Regions from separate parts of the Homo sapiens genome. Here region 2 is linked to region 1. Evidence: read pairs that join two places in POLR2A ChIA-PET (ENCODE). Cell type or tissue: Panc1. All regions are shown on one strand.

Region 1 (8,000 bases):
TGCTTACAATGAGATATATCCCGTGTCATAGGTGAAATCTAAAACATACCACTGTGCTGAAGTCATGAGGTGTGGGGGCAAGGGGAAGGGACACCAAGTTGTTATTTATGCTTCCCAAGCAGTAAGATGCCTGAGGGGACATGGCTTAAATTTGTTTTATTCCATACAGACTGCCAGCCAATGCCAACTGACTACAGCCCCTCATGAAATCACAAGTTCACAGTCACACATACCCTTCAGGTAGAGGAGGTCACCTCTCCACCGCTCCAAGGCTCTTGAATAAACAATTATTTTCAGGGAATGCTAGATTCTGCCCAGGGACAAAAACAAGAGGATGAGGGACCCTGACTGGTAAAAACCTGGTAATTTCTCAATACAATTCAATTTACAGCAATTTACATCTTATCTTGTCCTAGAAACATCTTTGCTGAAATGCTGATTACACAACATCAATATCAGAAGGTCTGTTCCCCTCCTAGGTGCTAGAGTGGCATCTACTTCAAATTCCTGACAGCGGCTTCTTTAATTGTGCAATCTGTGTCAGTGGGGAAGCACAAATAGGATTACTTTTCCATCTGACTGGCTCAGGCAGCTGGTGAGAACAGCGCTCGTGTCATCAGCCAGACTGCGCCGCCTGGAGCCGGGCCAGTGGCCGTGCGCCGAGGCAGCTCTTAGAGGCCTTAATCCTCCTTCACGCAGTGTGTATACACCCTGCCCCCCACCCCTTGGACCAGCCAAGTGGTGGGGCCCCATTACCTCTTGACTCTGCAGTACCCCAGACCCTGCAACTTGCCTTGGATTAGACAAGCCAAGGCAGAGATATACTGGCCTTGCTGCTAGGGGAGAGTGTGAGCCACACTCAAGCTCTCTGTTCCCCACTGGAGGGGACACAGGCACACAAGGATCTTGCAGTCAGGAGGCCAGGAAACTGGGCGGGACACAATCTCACCAACCAGAATTCCAGTCTCTCTGCTTTTGAAACTCATCAGCAGGCTAATTAAACTAGTAGCACTGAAAATGCTGCAGCATCTTTTCACTGCAAAAGCTGCCAGCAACTGGAGGGACAAGTGGCTCAGGTACAGTGAAAGGATCCATTGTTACATGTGGGTTACATCATGTTGCTGATTGTTAAATCTGGGCGGATGGATTCATGAAATGTAAAATGTTCCTGTGAGAAGCATGTAGCAAAAACAAAACTTTGACATGGACAAGATCAAAACTGTTGGGTTGGCCAGGCATGGTGGCTTACGTCTATAATCTCAACACTTTGGGAGGCCGAGGCGGGTGGATTGCCTGAGTTCAGGAGTTCAAGACCACCATGGGCAACACAGTGAAACCCTATCTCTACTAATATACAAAAAATTAGCCAGGCATGGCGGCGTGCACCTGTAGTCCCAGCTACTCAGGAGGCTGAGGCAGGATAATTGCTTGAACTTGGGAGGCAGAGGTTGCAGTGAGCCGAGATTGTGCCACTGCACTCCAGCCTGGGCAACAGAGCGAGACTCCATCTCCAAAACAAACAAACAAACAAACAAACAAAAACTGTTGGGTTAAAATGTATTCCAGCAGGGGCAGGCTAGGCTAACTTTTCCTGTAAAGGGCCAGAGAGCAAATATTGTCAGCTGTGCAGGACAAACAGCCTGTTAAAATATTCCATTCTGCCATCATCATAAAATGAAAGCAGCCACAAATAATCCTGAAACAAATGAGCCTCACTGTGTGCCAAAAAAACTGACTGGCCTGCAGGCCATAGTTTGCAGCCCATTCCATAGATTTCTAGACTTTGTGAAGGTAAGAGAATGTGATGTTACATCAGAAATGCAGGATGCAAAATTACAGATGAAATTAGGTAACAATGCCAGGTGGGTGGGCACAAAGACCCACAGAATGAAGCCAGAGGTGGTGGCAGGTGTGTGGATGACAACACCTACTTACACTGAAAACCAACCAACCACTCGGCCACACATGTAAAAACTACTCAGCCTCTATGCAATCTATCCCCTTTGACAAGCCCATACTGGCCTCTTGGTGTCTGTCCACTTCTACCTGGTAAGTTGGCCCTTCAGGCACTACACCTGGCCAAATTACAGGCTGAAAGATTATGATAGAAATGTCATTAATTCAAGCTATGCATTCCCACTGACTCAGCTGTGCCCTTCACAGTTAAGAGTGGCATTTTCTCCTTGTTGACTCCTTTAAAGCCATTTCCCCATCTCCTTTACCTGTCTTCACTTTACACCTTTTCAGCTATTCATCTTTTTCAACAGAGCTGTGGGGTATGTGGCACTGAGATTCATCCACACCATAATATGAAACACAGCTGGAAGTGCTGACACACACAGTCCCAGCTCTTAGGAGGCTCAGGTGGGAGCATTGCTTGAGCTCAGCAAGGCTACAGCAGTTAAGCTATGATCATGTCACTGCACTCCAGCCTAGGCGACAGAGTAAGACTCTGTCTTTAAAAATAATAATAAATTAAATAATTAAATTATGAAACGCAATGTGACATGACTGTGAATTTATGGATTAAAACCCTGCTTTGAGAGAGACTCCAAGATGGCCAGGGAGCAATGCAGATCACAAAGTAGGGGCTGGCAGTGAGCTGGGCACTTTGCTCTGCTTAAGAGGGGTGTTTCCTAGGAGGAAGGAAATACGGGGGACACACTTGGAGAATGAAAGACTACAAAGACAGCAAGAGTGGGAGAGGAAGTTCACTTCTTAGAGGGCACGAAGAATTAAAATGAGAAGAAAGTTTAAGAGTGAAAGACAGGTTTAGTTAAACTCAGCTGATAATACACTCCTGGGCTGCCCCTGGTGTCAATCAGAAAATTTCTCCGGATGACATCACACCGGTCTTCTGAAATTTTCCCATTGCAAACAAAAGCATAAAAACTAAGCTTATAATCCTCATTTAAATTTAAAACTATAAAAATTTCCTATATACCAAACACCAGGGAAACATGTTATGACAGCTTCTATGTGAGTGGTCAAGATCACGCCCTTTGGGAATTTGGGAAGCCAAGAGAGAGATGAGTGAAATGCAAACAACAATCTGCATGGTTCATGACCACAATGCCTGTGGCTGAAATGTTCCAAAACACACCAGCTTAACACACAGTCCTGTTATGTGTAAGTGGAAACAACACTGAACTCTTGAAACAGATCCACGAGTGGGAATGGTGACATTCCAATCAACTGCTCTAATTTCACCCACTGGGAAGCCGCCCGGGTGAGTAAGCAAGAGTGTATCACGCCTCTTAAGTTTCTTCTCAAAGCAGCAGAGCAGCGGCTGACTCAAGGTGTCCCTGGAACCTGCCCACACTCACTGGGGACACAAAAGGGAACAGGGCTGGCACAAGTGCTTTCAGAGACACCATGACCCAACACCCCCACCAGCAACATTTTAGCCATGACTAGCAAGAGCCCTTGCTGGGTGGGAAAGCCAAACTAGACCTTTGATGGGCACGAGGAGAGATGGAGCCAGGAACAGACACATGCATGAAAGGCAATAGCACACAATGACTCAGGGTCCAGAGGTATCAAAGCCTGGGTATCTCGATGAAGAGCTGACGTTAATGGGATGATCTTTTCTTCAATGATATTACCCTGGGCACTTCATTGTGATTTTAAGAGAAAGATCTGGAAAAAACGTTACACCTGTCAGTATCTAGACACGCTCAAGAAATGGCTTCAGACAAGAAGACTTTTCTTCTCATCTTGCCCTCACCACTCATTAGGTACAGAATCCAATCTATGGGGATCAGGAGGAGGAACGGCATCACTTTTCTTGAAGAAAAGGGAACGCAGAATGTGACACTAAATTAACGTCAGAGCTTCCAGCTTCCAAAGACCCCAAGTCCCTGGCTGACAAAGCAGGAACTGAAGACTGACCCAAGACCCAAAGATGACCAGTCAGTGAGAGCTGACAGTGTCTCAAGTGCTGGATTTATATCTGATACACACCCCCAAGGGTACACAAAAGGCCATTCTTACAACTTTACAGAAGCCTTTGATGGTCAATGCCGTCCTAGGTAAACAGGCCAAGGGGTCCCCACCTTCCAGGCAACATTAACTTCACTTTCAAGCTTCTCTTCCCTCAGGTAAAAGCAAGCCACCCAGATAACCCATTCCATGCACTGCTGGGAGGCCCTCCACACACATTCAGTGTCTACTTCTGTCCAGACAACTGAACTGAATCTGCTGGAGAGGGATGCTTGGAAGTAAATAGCTGTCACCCTCTCATCTCAGTAACTTTCAGAATATAAAGGAGCAGAATAAAATGAAACCCACACCACTTCAGACGACTACAGCTAAGGAAGCAAAAAACTTGGCAGGCATAATCACTTTGTGAGAACCATGTTCTTGTTTGCCCCTAATTCCACCTAACTTCCACAAAGTAAATAACCCACAGAAGTCAAGCAGCCCAACTCTTACACTGACAGGCGAGTACATGGAGGTGCTGGAGAGAAAAGACACAGAGCATGCCTCATCTCCTCACTGTGCACACCCTTCCTCCTCTCTCCAGCCCCTGCAGGCAGCAGCCACTCACAGAGCAGCCCTGGGTGCTGTGCCACAAGGGAGCCTTGGATGCAGCCAAGTTGGCATCTTGCAGACTCAAGAGTCCATCACACAACCTAAGTTCACTCCCCTGCAGATGTGGCCAGCTTGTCCTCTGAGTCCACTGAGGAGTAACAGCCACTTAACTGGTAAGGAATTTTCAGACCAATAGAAACCAAAACCCAGGGCAGCGACTATCACACTCGTATGGAACCTGTGGCAGTCCCTAGGAACGCCTCACCACCTTTCTACTAAAAATCTGATTAAGTTCAGGAGTTCAGGCCCAGCCTGGGCAACATGGCAAAACCGTGTCTCTACCAAAAATACAAAAGATTAGCCAGGCTTGGTGGTGCACGCCTGTGGTCCCAGCTACTCTGCCCAGCTCCAGCTACTTGGGAGGCCAAGGAGGGAGGATCGCTTGAGCCTGGGAGACAGAGGTTGCTGTGAGCCGAAATCACACCACTGCACTCCAACTTGGGTGACAGAGTGAGACCCCATCTCAAAAAAAGAAAAAAAAATCTAAGGATGTAGAAATAAGGTGCATCACACATAAATAAAGCCTTAGACTAGGGTCTAGCATACAGAATGAAAAAATTTTAAAAAGTGCACATCCCTGAGTAGAAAAGAGATGGCAAGATAACATAAAACTTTGGCTAATTTTTATTACTACTTTTTACATTTGTTTTTCCCAACTCCCTGAAATACCATCAACATAGTTATCAATCAGGAACTAAAGGGAAAAAATACTTTAAGGAGGACTTAAATGGCCAGGGGTGGGTGGGGGCACGAAGCACAGCAGGAGAGACACCTGGCTTAGTTAGGATGGTGCCCACTCTGAGTTTAGTAACTGCTTTAGGAGGCGTGTGTGAGGAGAGCCAGAGAGCAACATGCTGGCAGCATGAGACCCACTGGCCTTCCCTAGCTCCCTAAGTTATTCCCAGGTTCTCCCAGATGCCATGCTAGGCTTGCCTCGTCCAGGGAGGGAGCCACCTCAAGGAGGTGCCCCATTACCCTCTCCTAAGTCCCAATACCCTCCCACCAATTCTTCCCACGCCTCTGTCCTATGGACCTAAGGCCAAAAGCCAGACAAAGGGGGACAAAGGTCTTTCCTCAGGTATCCAGTAACACAAATCAGTCCAGTCCCCTCCACCCCGAGCAGATGAGAAAAGGAGCATAGCCCCTCCCCTGCACCGGCCTAACATGGAGGAGCCAACACAGTGCTGCAGCAAGACCATAATCAGGCACCGTGGTACTCACAGGCTGGAGGCCTTATTAGCACAGAAGACGAGAAAGAGACTTCAGCAGCAGAGACAGGGAAGTAATAGGGACATCAGGTGGAGGGCATGGGAGAGGAAGGTGGCTGCTGCACGGAGGAAGTGAAACTCCATACTTGCACATCTGCGCATGTCCAACAGAAATACAATGTGGCTACTCATGCCATTTTAAAATTTCTAGGAGCCACATTAACAGAGAAAGCAGGTATGCTTACCCAAAATACCATTTCGACATATAAACGTGTAACATTTTTTTCCTTACTAAATCTGTGAAATCTAAGTGTGCATGCCCCACAGTCACAGCACAATTCAGGTGCTAAATTTTCACCCAAAATATGTGATCTGTATTTAGATTCCATAAAACTTGCAGCTGAAAAAGTAGATTCACATACCCGAGGTGTCCCCAACATATCTGGATGTTTTTCACTAACTAAACTGAGCATCAGCTTTGAAAATTAATTAGAATTTGATTAAAGTAAAAATTCATTTCCTCGGTAGCACTAGCCACATTTTTTGATGCTCAAGAGCCACGTGGGGTTAGTGCTGACCTCACTGTGAAAATCTAAGAGGTTTCACTGGCTAGGAGGCCAAGGGCAGGCATTTTAGGAACTCTGCTCTGGGGCCACAGGGATGGGGAATACTACACATTCAGGCTGGTTAGACCCCAGTCAGTTTCCACACCTACCACTTTTATCACCCACAGATCCACCTGTGCTTTAAATCAACCTGCTCAACTAAAATATATCTATTTAAAAGAAAACATTAACATAGCATTAGTATTAACACATCACCTGTGTGAATGGGGGAAACATATGGGAAATCTCAACACAGGATACAATCATTGTTGAGTTTCCTGTATGCAAAAAAATGTTTATGCGGTTTTAGAGGACAGTGCCTTTATTCTTTTTTTTTTTAAGACACAGTAAAAACTTTAATAATCTTATTTTTATTATGGTAAAATATATGTAACATAAAACTTACCACTTTAACCATTTTTTACTGTATAGTTTGGTGACATTAAGTGCATTCACGCTACTATGCAATCACTATCTAGCTCCAGAACTTTTTAATTTATGTATTTATTTTCTTTAAAGATGGGGTCTTGCTATGTTGCTCAGGCTGGTCTCAAACTCCTGGGCTCAAGCAATATTCCTGCCTCAGTCTCCCAAAGTGCTGGGACTACAGATGAGCCACCACAACTGGGCGTTTCAGAACGCTTTCACCTTGTAAAACAAACTCTGTAACCCATATATCCACTAAACACTAACTCCCAATCCCTGCCTCTGGCAACCACCATTCTACTTTCTGTCTCTGTGGAAGTGACTCCTATAGGTACCCAGCGTGAGTGAAACCACAAAGTATTTGTCTTTTTGTGGTTGTCGTATTTCACTTGGCATAACGTCTTCTAGGTTCATCCACATTGTAGCACCTCTGAATTTCTTTTTTTTTTTTGAGACAGTCTCCCTTTGTCGCCCAAGCTGGAGTGCAGTGGTACGATCTAGGCTCATTGCAACCTCCACCTCCTGGGTTCGGCGATTCTTGTGCCTCAGCCTCCCGAGTAGCTGGGACTACAGACACGTGCCACCACGTCTGGCTAATTTCTGTATTTTTAGTAGGGACTGGGTTTCACCAACTTGGTCAGGCTGATCTCAAACTCCTGACTTAGATGATCTGCCCACCTCGGCCTCCCAAAGTGCTGGGATTACAGGTGTGAGCCACTGTACCTGGCCTGAATTTCATTCCTTCTTAAGGCTGATTAATACTTCATATTTTGCCTATCTATCCATCCATCAATGGACACAGGTTGCTTCTATAATACCTTTTGGCTACTGTGTATAGGGCTGCTATGAACATGGGCGTACAAATACATGTTTCAGTCCCTGCTTTCAAAGAGAATGCCCTTAAGAAATGTTTGCTGAAGTACACAGAGGTAATATCACATCTGCAACTTATTAAAAGGATTTATGGGTGGCTGGGAAGGATCGCTTGAAGCCAGGAGTTTCAGGCTGCAGTGAGCTATGATCTGCCCTCCAGACTGGTGACAGAGCAAGACCACATCTCAAAAAATAATAAATAAAAATAAATAGAAGAAGAGGAGTGAAACACAGGATCCAGTTATAAACTTGGACAATCACCCATCAAAAATCAGCTCCTTCCCAGAAGATGTTT
Region 2 (8,000 bases), 120 kb before region 1:
AAATAACAATAACAACTACAAAACAGATAAATTGGACATGATCAAAATTGAAACTTTTGGCCAGGCACAGTGGCTCACGCCTATAATCTCAACAATTTGGGAGGCCAAGGTGGGAGTATTGCTTAAGGCCAGGAGTTTGAGATCAGCCTGGGCAACAAAGTGAGACCCCATTTCCACAAAAAATTTAAGAATTACCCAGGTATGCTGGCACACACCTGTAATACCAGCTATTCAGGAGGGTGGGATGGGAGGATCACTTGAGCCTGGGAGTTTGAGGCTGCAGAGAGCCGTAATCATGCCACTGCACTCCAGCCTGAGTGACAGAGTGATACCCTATGTCTAAAAATAAAAGAAAAAAAAAGTGGTCCATCGACACAATGGATTATTATTCAGCTGAACTATGCTACAACATGGGTGAACCTTGAGAACATAATGCTAACTGAAAAAAAGGCAGACAAAAAAGACCACGTATCATATGATTACATTTATATGAAATGTCCAGAACAGGCAAATCCATGAAGACAAAAAGCAAATCAGTGGTTGCACAGGGCTGGACAGATGAGGGGCTTGGCAGATGATGGCCAAGTGGTGAGAATTTATTTTTCAGGTGATGAAATGTTCTAAAATTGATTGTGGTAATAGTTGTATGACTCTGATTATACTAAGAGCCATTGAATTGTACACTTTAAATGGGTGAATTGTATGGCATGTTAATTATATCTCAATAAAGCAGTTTTTTGTTTTTTGTTTTTTGTTTTTAAAAAAAAGGATGGACTCAGTGGCTCATGCCTATAACCCCAGCACTTTGGGAGGCCAAGGCAGGTGGATCACCTGAGGTCAGGAGTTTGAGGCCAGCCTGGCCAACATTGCGAAACCCCGTCTCTACTAAAAATACAAAAAAATAGCCAGGCATGGTGATGGGCACCTTTAGTCCCAGACACTTGGGAGGCTGAGACAGGAGAATCACTGGAACCTGGGTAGTGGAGGTTGCAGTGAGCCAAGATCACACCATTGCACTCCAGCCTGGGTGACAAGAGTGAGACTCTGTCTCAAAAAAAAAAATTAAAAAAAGGGCAACATAAGGAGAAAAAAATTAAATGAACTAAAACATTTACTTCTTCATTTGCCTCAGTCACATTTCAAGTCACTATATGTGGCCAGTGGCTACTATACTGGACAGTGCAGAGAATAATTCCATCATCACAGAAAGTCCTATTGGCCAGCCCTGCCCTAGAACTGTGGCTCTCAACTAGGAGAAACTCCCTGCCCCCAGCCCCCAGAGCATTTGGCAACGTCTGGAGACTGTTTTTTTTTTTTGAGATGGAGTCTGTCCCCCAGGCTGGAGTGCAGGGGCACAATCACGGCTCACAGACTCAACCTCCTGGGCTCAAACGACCCTCCCACCTCAGTTTCTGGAGTAGCTAGGGCCACAGGTATGCACCACCGCACATGGCTAATCTTTCAAAAAACTTTTGTAGAACCCACTATGTTGCCCAGTCTGGTCTCAAACTCCTGGCCTCAAGTCATCCTCCTGCCTCAGCCTCCCAAAGTGTTGGGATCACAGGCATGAGCCACCACACATGGCCTGATGTGTACGTTTATTATAATAACTTCCAGCAGGTGGAAGTACAGTGTGTCCGTCTAACAAAGCAGGTGGAAATGAAGTATCTAGGGGAAAGGCACCTTTTTCTAAATCCCTGAGGCACCCTAAGGACTAGTGGTGACCCTGCATGACCCTGCAGGCTTCATGAAGCCTGGTTATGTGTGCGTGAGCTTCAGTGATTGGGTCTCAACATGGGTATGAATTTGCACCAACATGACCCTCAGGGCCCAGGTGACACCAACCCAGCTTAGACTTGATTCCTCTGCCAACCTACCAAGCTCATCCACAGCATTGACATCAGCATGGCTGGCGATGAGCTCTTCCACCATGCCCTCTACTGCCAGGCGGGCCGCCAGGATCAGTGCCGTTGAGCCATCTGCCATGCGGGCATCCAAGTCTGTAGAGCGGTTTCGGATGAGAATCTAGGACAGAGAGTGGATGCAGCAGGAGGGGTCATGGCAGGAACAGAGGAATCAGGAGCACCCCTAAGTCCCATGAAGTCCCCAACCCCCATACCCCAACCCCTGAAATTGGTGAGGTTCAGGGAGCAGCTGCTTGACAGATACTGTATTCCCATATATCCCCATTTTCCAAATGAGAAAAAATGAGTCTGAAAGGCAGAACTGGGGCTCAAACCCAGGTAAGTCTAATGCCTGCCCCAGCTCTGAGGTCCAAAGTGTGTGCCTATCTCACCTGGAAGACACCCTGGGCATCGGCTGTGACAGCTGTGTGCAGGGGAGTGCGGCCTGAGTGGTCCTGGGCATTGGTGTCTGCCCCAGCATCCAGCAGCCGCTTGGCTGCATCAGCACGGGCATAACGGGCAGCCAGGTGCAAAGCAGTCTCGCCAGTACGGTCAGTCCGTGCCCCAAGCTGAGCCCCCTGGCAGATCAGGTCGGAGATGATGCTAGCTGATGTGTCATCTGCCTCATCCTCTTCAGTTGGCATTGGCTCCAGAGCCCCCCCACAGAAGGAAGCCAGCATTAGCGGGGTGAAGCCATCTGCAGGGACAGGAGTGTGTCAGCAGGAAGGTAAACACAGGGCCTTTTCCAGGAAATGTTATCAAGGGTACCCCATTAGGAGCTAATGGGACACATGGAAAAATGACAATTAGCAGATCCTCCTGTCTGCACACCCACACCCAGAATGAGGATTCGTGGGCACGTGATTTGTCACAGAACTACTCCTAGGGCACAGGGAACACAGGACAAGGGACTCTGGGAGTCAAGCAAGTGTGCAACCTCCAGTAAATTCCCAAAGGGTTATTCCACCTTGATCCTCCAAAGGGACTCTGGAACATGTGTTGTACCCCAGAGTTCTAATCCAACTCAAGGCAAAGAAACCATCCCCTTCATACTCCTGCACCCACTGGTTAGGAGCTGCCCCTTTCTGCCAATTCATTTGAGTGTTTTAAAAGGGGGGGGGAAAAAAAGAGCTGCCCCCAGGGACATAAAATCCCAGGCACTTCAGGCCCCAGCAGCCAGAGGGACTTCAAAAGAGAGCCATAAGTACAGGCCATTTGGAGCATAAGCAAAATGAAGCTAAGGCAGGAATGCCCTGAAACATAACAAAGATGGATCTAAGAGGATCAAACAACATAGTCCGCTACACTGCACACACTGTACACAAGCACTTGTCCTCATTTTTCTTAGGGAGCCACTTGCATCCGGTTCTCCATTCTCAAGCCCTGGGTAGAGACTGACCTCCCCGCTCCACCAGCAGACCCGACCCCCACCAGCTCAAAGACAGGTATGTGAATCAGGCTTGGTCAATTTGCATATTCCAGCCCCCTGGTCATACTGATTGGCTCAAGGATGAGCACGTGACCCTAGTCTGTCCAATCAGAATGCATCCTGAGACTTTTCTGGAGCATTAAGAAGGTTTTGTAAGATTGGAGTCAAAGGGTAGAGAGGGGAAAACTGAGTCCTGGATCCAAATGTGCCACTTTTAGTTAAATGAGTTGATAAATCCCTTGTTTTACTTAAGCTAGTCTGAGTTGGACCTTTGTCACTTCCAACCAAGAGTGTTGCTGAATACACACACCCTTCACAGAAGCTTAGAGACTCCCCCAGTTCTCCCCAAAACACAGAGTCAGAAATAACCTCTCACAGGTAGGATGGGTGAGGGGCATCCCTTTGGGAGGGGCACTGTCACTAACCTGGGCCACGCACATTGACATCCATGCCATCAGCATCTGCGTCGCCCTGTGGTGGTGTCAGTGCCATGGCTGGTGCCACGCGGATGTCAGCAGCAACCAGATGGTGTTGAGTCCACTGACGGCAATCCACAGCCTCCTCAGCCCCCATGCCTGGCTCCTCTACCTGGAGGGGCAGGCACCCTGGATCTCAGATCTCACCCTTTGGTGCTGGGGAGAGCCACTGCCAGGGATGGGGCTGGGCATTCCTACAGGTTTCTCTTTAGGAGATACACACAGAGCCCTGGGAAATCATTTACCATCTGTTTGGTGTTTTATTTGTTTTTGAGACAGAGTCTCGCTCTGTCCCCCAGGCTGGAGTGCAGTGGCATGATCTCAGCTCACTGCAACCCCCGCCTCCCGGGTTCAAGTGATTCTCCTGCCTCAGCCTCTGGAGTAGCTGGGATTACAGGCACATGCCACGGTGTCCAGCTAATTTTTTGTATTTTTAGTAGAGAAGGGGTTTCACCATGTTGGCCAGGCTGGTCTCGAACTCCTGACCTCAGGTGATCAGCCCCTCTCAGCCTCCCAAAGTGCTGAGATTAACAGGAAATCAATGTGTGCCATAGCCCAAGGAGGTAATAAAAGGAAGACACAAGGTTTCTTTTTTTTTTTTTTTTTGGTCTTTTTGAGTAATAAATGGCTTTAATTATTTATGTATATATTTTTTAGAGACTGAGTCTCACTGTGTCACTCAGGCTGGAGTGCAGTGCTGCAATCATACCTCACTGCAGCCTCAACTTCCTGGGCTCAAATGATCCTCCCACCTCAGCGGCCCAAGTAGCTGGGACTATAAGCACACAGTATAAGCAGATTGGGATAGCATCTGATCCAGGTTCAAGTTCCAACCCCACCCCTTAGTAGCTGGAAGGCTCTGGGCAAATCACTTTGAAGCTCTGAGCTTCTCATTGGCAAAATCAGGATGACGCAGCCATTCCACCATGCTAAGATACCACCACAATTACATTGGGCCACCCCTTTAATACCTCTAATACCTACTTTGGGATGGGAAGGCAGAAGGAAAAGTCTGGGTTGAGCAGGTTTTTTTATCTGTCCACTGTAATAGATGATTCCATTTCACAACATTAAAATATGGACAGAGGAAGGGAGTTTGTAAATTGAAGTATATGTCAATAGCTACTTTACAGCGTCCTCAGAGAGATGAAATAAGATGTTTTATGTGCATTAGAGACATTCAGCGGGTGCCTCAGTAATGCTAGCAGGATCTGTATGGACTCAATTGTGCCCCCTCTAAAAATCATACAATGGCCGGGCACGGTGGCTCACGTCTGTAATCCCAGCACTTTGGGATGCCGAGGCGGGTGGATCACTTGAGGTCTGCAGCTTGAGACCAGCCTGGCCAACATGGTGAAACCCCATCTCTACTAAAAATACAAAAATTAGCCGGGCATGGTAGCACATGCCTATAATCCCAGCTACTCGGGAGGCTGAGGCAGGGGAATCACTTGAACCTGGGAGGTGGAGGCTGCAATGAGCCAAGATCACGCCACTGCACTCCAGCTTGGGCAACAGAGTGAGACCTGGTCTCAAAAAATAAATAAATAAATAAACAGAAATCATACACTAAAACCCTAAATAATATATAAAATTTCCATGTGCCTGCATTTGAAGATAGGACTTTATTTTTAGACAGGGTCTTGCTCTGTTACCCAGGCTGGAGTGAAGTGATGCAGTCATAGCTCACTGCAGGCTCCAACTCCTGGACTCAAGTGATCCTCCTGCCTCAGCCTCCCAAGTAGCTGAAATTACTGGTGCAAGCTACCAAGCCTGGTGAGATAGGGCCTTTAAGGAGGTAATTAAGGTTATATGAGGTTATAAATGTGGGACCCTAATCCAATAGGATTGGTATCCTTACAAGAAGAGGATGGGATGTCAAATCTGTCTCTCTCTCTCTCTCTCTCTCTCTCTCTCTCTCTCTCTCTCTCCCCTCTGTGTACACAGAGGAAAGGCCATGTGAGGCTACAGTGAGAAGGCGGCCATCTGCACACCAGGAAGAGAGCCCTTACCAGGAACCAGCCCTGACAGCACCTTGGGCTTGGACTTCCAACCTCCAGAACCGTGAAAAAATTAATTTCTGTTGTTTAGGTCACCCATGCTGTGGGACTTTTTTTTTTTTTTGAGACGGAGTTTCGCTCTTGTTGCCCAGTCTGGAGTGCCAGGTTCAAGGGATTCTCCTGCCTCAGCCTCCCAAGTAGCTGGGATTACAGGTGCCCGCCACCATGCCCAGCTAATCTTTTGTATTTTTAGTACAGACGGGGTTTCACCATGTTGGTCAGGCTGGTCTCGAACTCCTGACCTCAGGTGATCCACCTCTGTGGGATTTTTTAATGGCAGCCAAAGCTGACTCATACTGAACCCAGGGGCATGACTCCATGAGCTCAGAACCGGCTCAGAGCACTTTCAGGCTAAGTCCATGCTGGACAAAATAGGAACTGACAGAGATAAGGCAGACTCGCTCTCTGGGCTGGGGGGACACCTCCAGGAAGAGTGCAGGCTGGCCAGGAAGCAGGATCCTGGCTGGGGAGGGGCAGGATGGAGGGGAGGATTTTCCACCTGCCCGGAGGGACCCTTGGGGCCCCAGTGGCAAATCTTCCTCCCTCTGAGGTCACAGAACCACACTGAGAAGAAAGGGTTGCAAAGCTGGGACTATTCTCTGGAGCTAGGGAGGTGGGGACAGCGGTGCCATCCCCTGATCACGCCCATCATCCACTGGGGACCCCACCCAGTACCCTGAGGGGAGGGGTCAGAGGAGGGGGCAAAGGTCAGAGGGGGGGCAGTACCTTTAGCCGCTTGGCCTCTGGGCACTCTGTGTCCATCCAGTCTGTGGCCACCTCCCCCATCAGGCTCTCACCCTTGGCCATGTTCCTGGCGGACAATGGGAAGAGGGGATGTGAGGGGGACACTAGAGGTGTCCAGCTGGGAAGGAGGATTTGGGGTGGGGTCAGAGGTCTGAGTCAGGTCAAGGCGGGGTCCAGGGTTCACAAGGTCCCCGTAGTCAGGGACAGGGAGCGAGCAGGGTTCTCACTTCATGCCCAGCGCGTCCTGGCCCACGGGTTCCCGCCGGCCCTTGTGACCAGAGGCCACGTCCTTGTGCAGTGAGAAGCCCTCAGGGAACCAGAGGGTGCTGTGCTCGCGCTTGCGCCGGGCCACCATGACACCCAGGACGAGAATGACCAGCAGCAAGACAGCGCCCGCCACTAGCAGTGGCAGCAGCGGGACGCTGGGTTCTGGAGGCTCCAGCGGCTCCCCTAAGAGCAGGAAGCAGAGGGCGGGGCTTCAGCCGAGGGCGGGGCTTTGGCCTCAGGCGGGGCTTCGGCCGCCCCCAGCTCCGCCCCCGCCACCCCCTCCCCAAGGCAGGGCCGCACCCCGCACGTCCCGCAGTGGGTACGGGAAGTCCAGGCGCTCCACCGCTGACAACGCTCCCAGGTAGTCAGCGGCGCTCTGGGCATCGGGGAAGCAGTGATCATTCTCAGGCGACTGCAGGCAGAGCCGGTTGTCAATCTCCAGCATTACTACCGAGCTGCAGGGACAGCAGGGAGGGACCAGAGGGCTCAAAAATTGCCCGATGCACCCCCTGGTACCAAGCCCCACTTTCCCTCCCCAGCGCCTGGCTCTGAAGCGCCATCTCCACCCACAGGTCTCCATGGCCCACCTGCATCCACCTGGCATCCAACCCCACTGCACCCCTAAAACGTGTCTTGCTGTGGTCAGCAGTCCCCCCAGAGCCATGAATCCAATGGATATTATTTTTTGATCTTGCACCGAGGCTGGAGTGCAGTGGTGCGATCTCGGCTCACTGCAACTTCCCCTCCTGGGTTCAAGCGATTCTCCTGCCTCAGCCTCCCAAGTAGCTGGGATTACAGGCGTGTGCCACCATGCCCAGCTAATTTTTTTGTATTTTTAGTAGAGACGGGGTTTCACCACGTTGGCCAGGCTGGTCTTGAACTCCTGACCTCAAGTGATCCTCCCTGCCTTGGCCTCCCAAAGTGCTGGGATTACAGGCGTGAGCCGCCACTGTGCCTGGCCTGTTTTTTTTGTTGTTTGTTTGTTCTGTTTTGTTTTTTGAGACGGTTTCACTCTGTCGCCCAGGCTAGAGCACAGTGGCGAAATCAGAGCTCACTGTAGCCTTGACCTCCCGCCTTCAAGCAATCTTTCCACCTCATTCTCCCAAAGATCTGGGACCAC

The links. Peaks named below come from ENCODE experiments on the same cell type or tissue, not always from the same donor. Only the 100,000 strongest peaks of a DNase experiment are listed, where the experiment ranks them.
Region 2: POLR2A ChIA-PET joins it to region 1 with 8 read pairs; 4 of 35 experiments call an interaction of 5 or more read pairs at or near these places.

The regions. Positions count from the first base shown.
Region 1 is chr19:15,280,507-15,288,506 of GRCh38, forward strand. The region is part of intron 1 of BRD4 (bromodomain containing 4); the gene reads right to left. Among named protein-coding and RNA genes, the nearest start is that of BRD4, 48 kb to the right of the region's middle. RefSeq lists an enhancer at 5,635-5,684. In Panc1, no CTCF peak of the experiment used is centred here; no DNase peak of the experiment used is centred here; H3K4me3 peaks cover 430 bases; H3K27ac peaks cover 4,340 bases.
Region 2 is chr19:15,163,491-15,171,490 of GRCh38, forward strand. NOTCH3 (notch receptor 3) reads right to left here. Exons shown (of 33, transcript NM_000435.3): 26 at 7,181-7,335; 27 at 6,841-7,063; 28 at 6,596-6,680; 29 at 3,759-3,921; 30 at 2,297-2,601; 31 at 1,878-2,025. Among named protein-coding and RNA genes, the nearest start is that of MIR6795, 12 kb to the right of the region's middle. RefSeq lists an enhancer at 6,844-7,434. In Panc1, no CTCF peak of the experiment used is centred here; no DNase peak of the experiment used is centred here.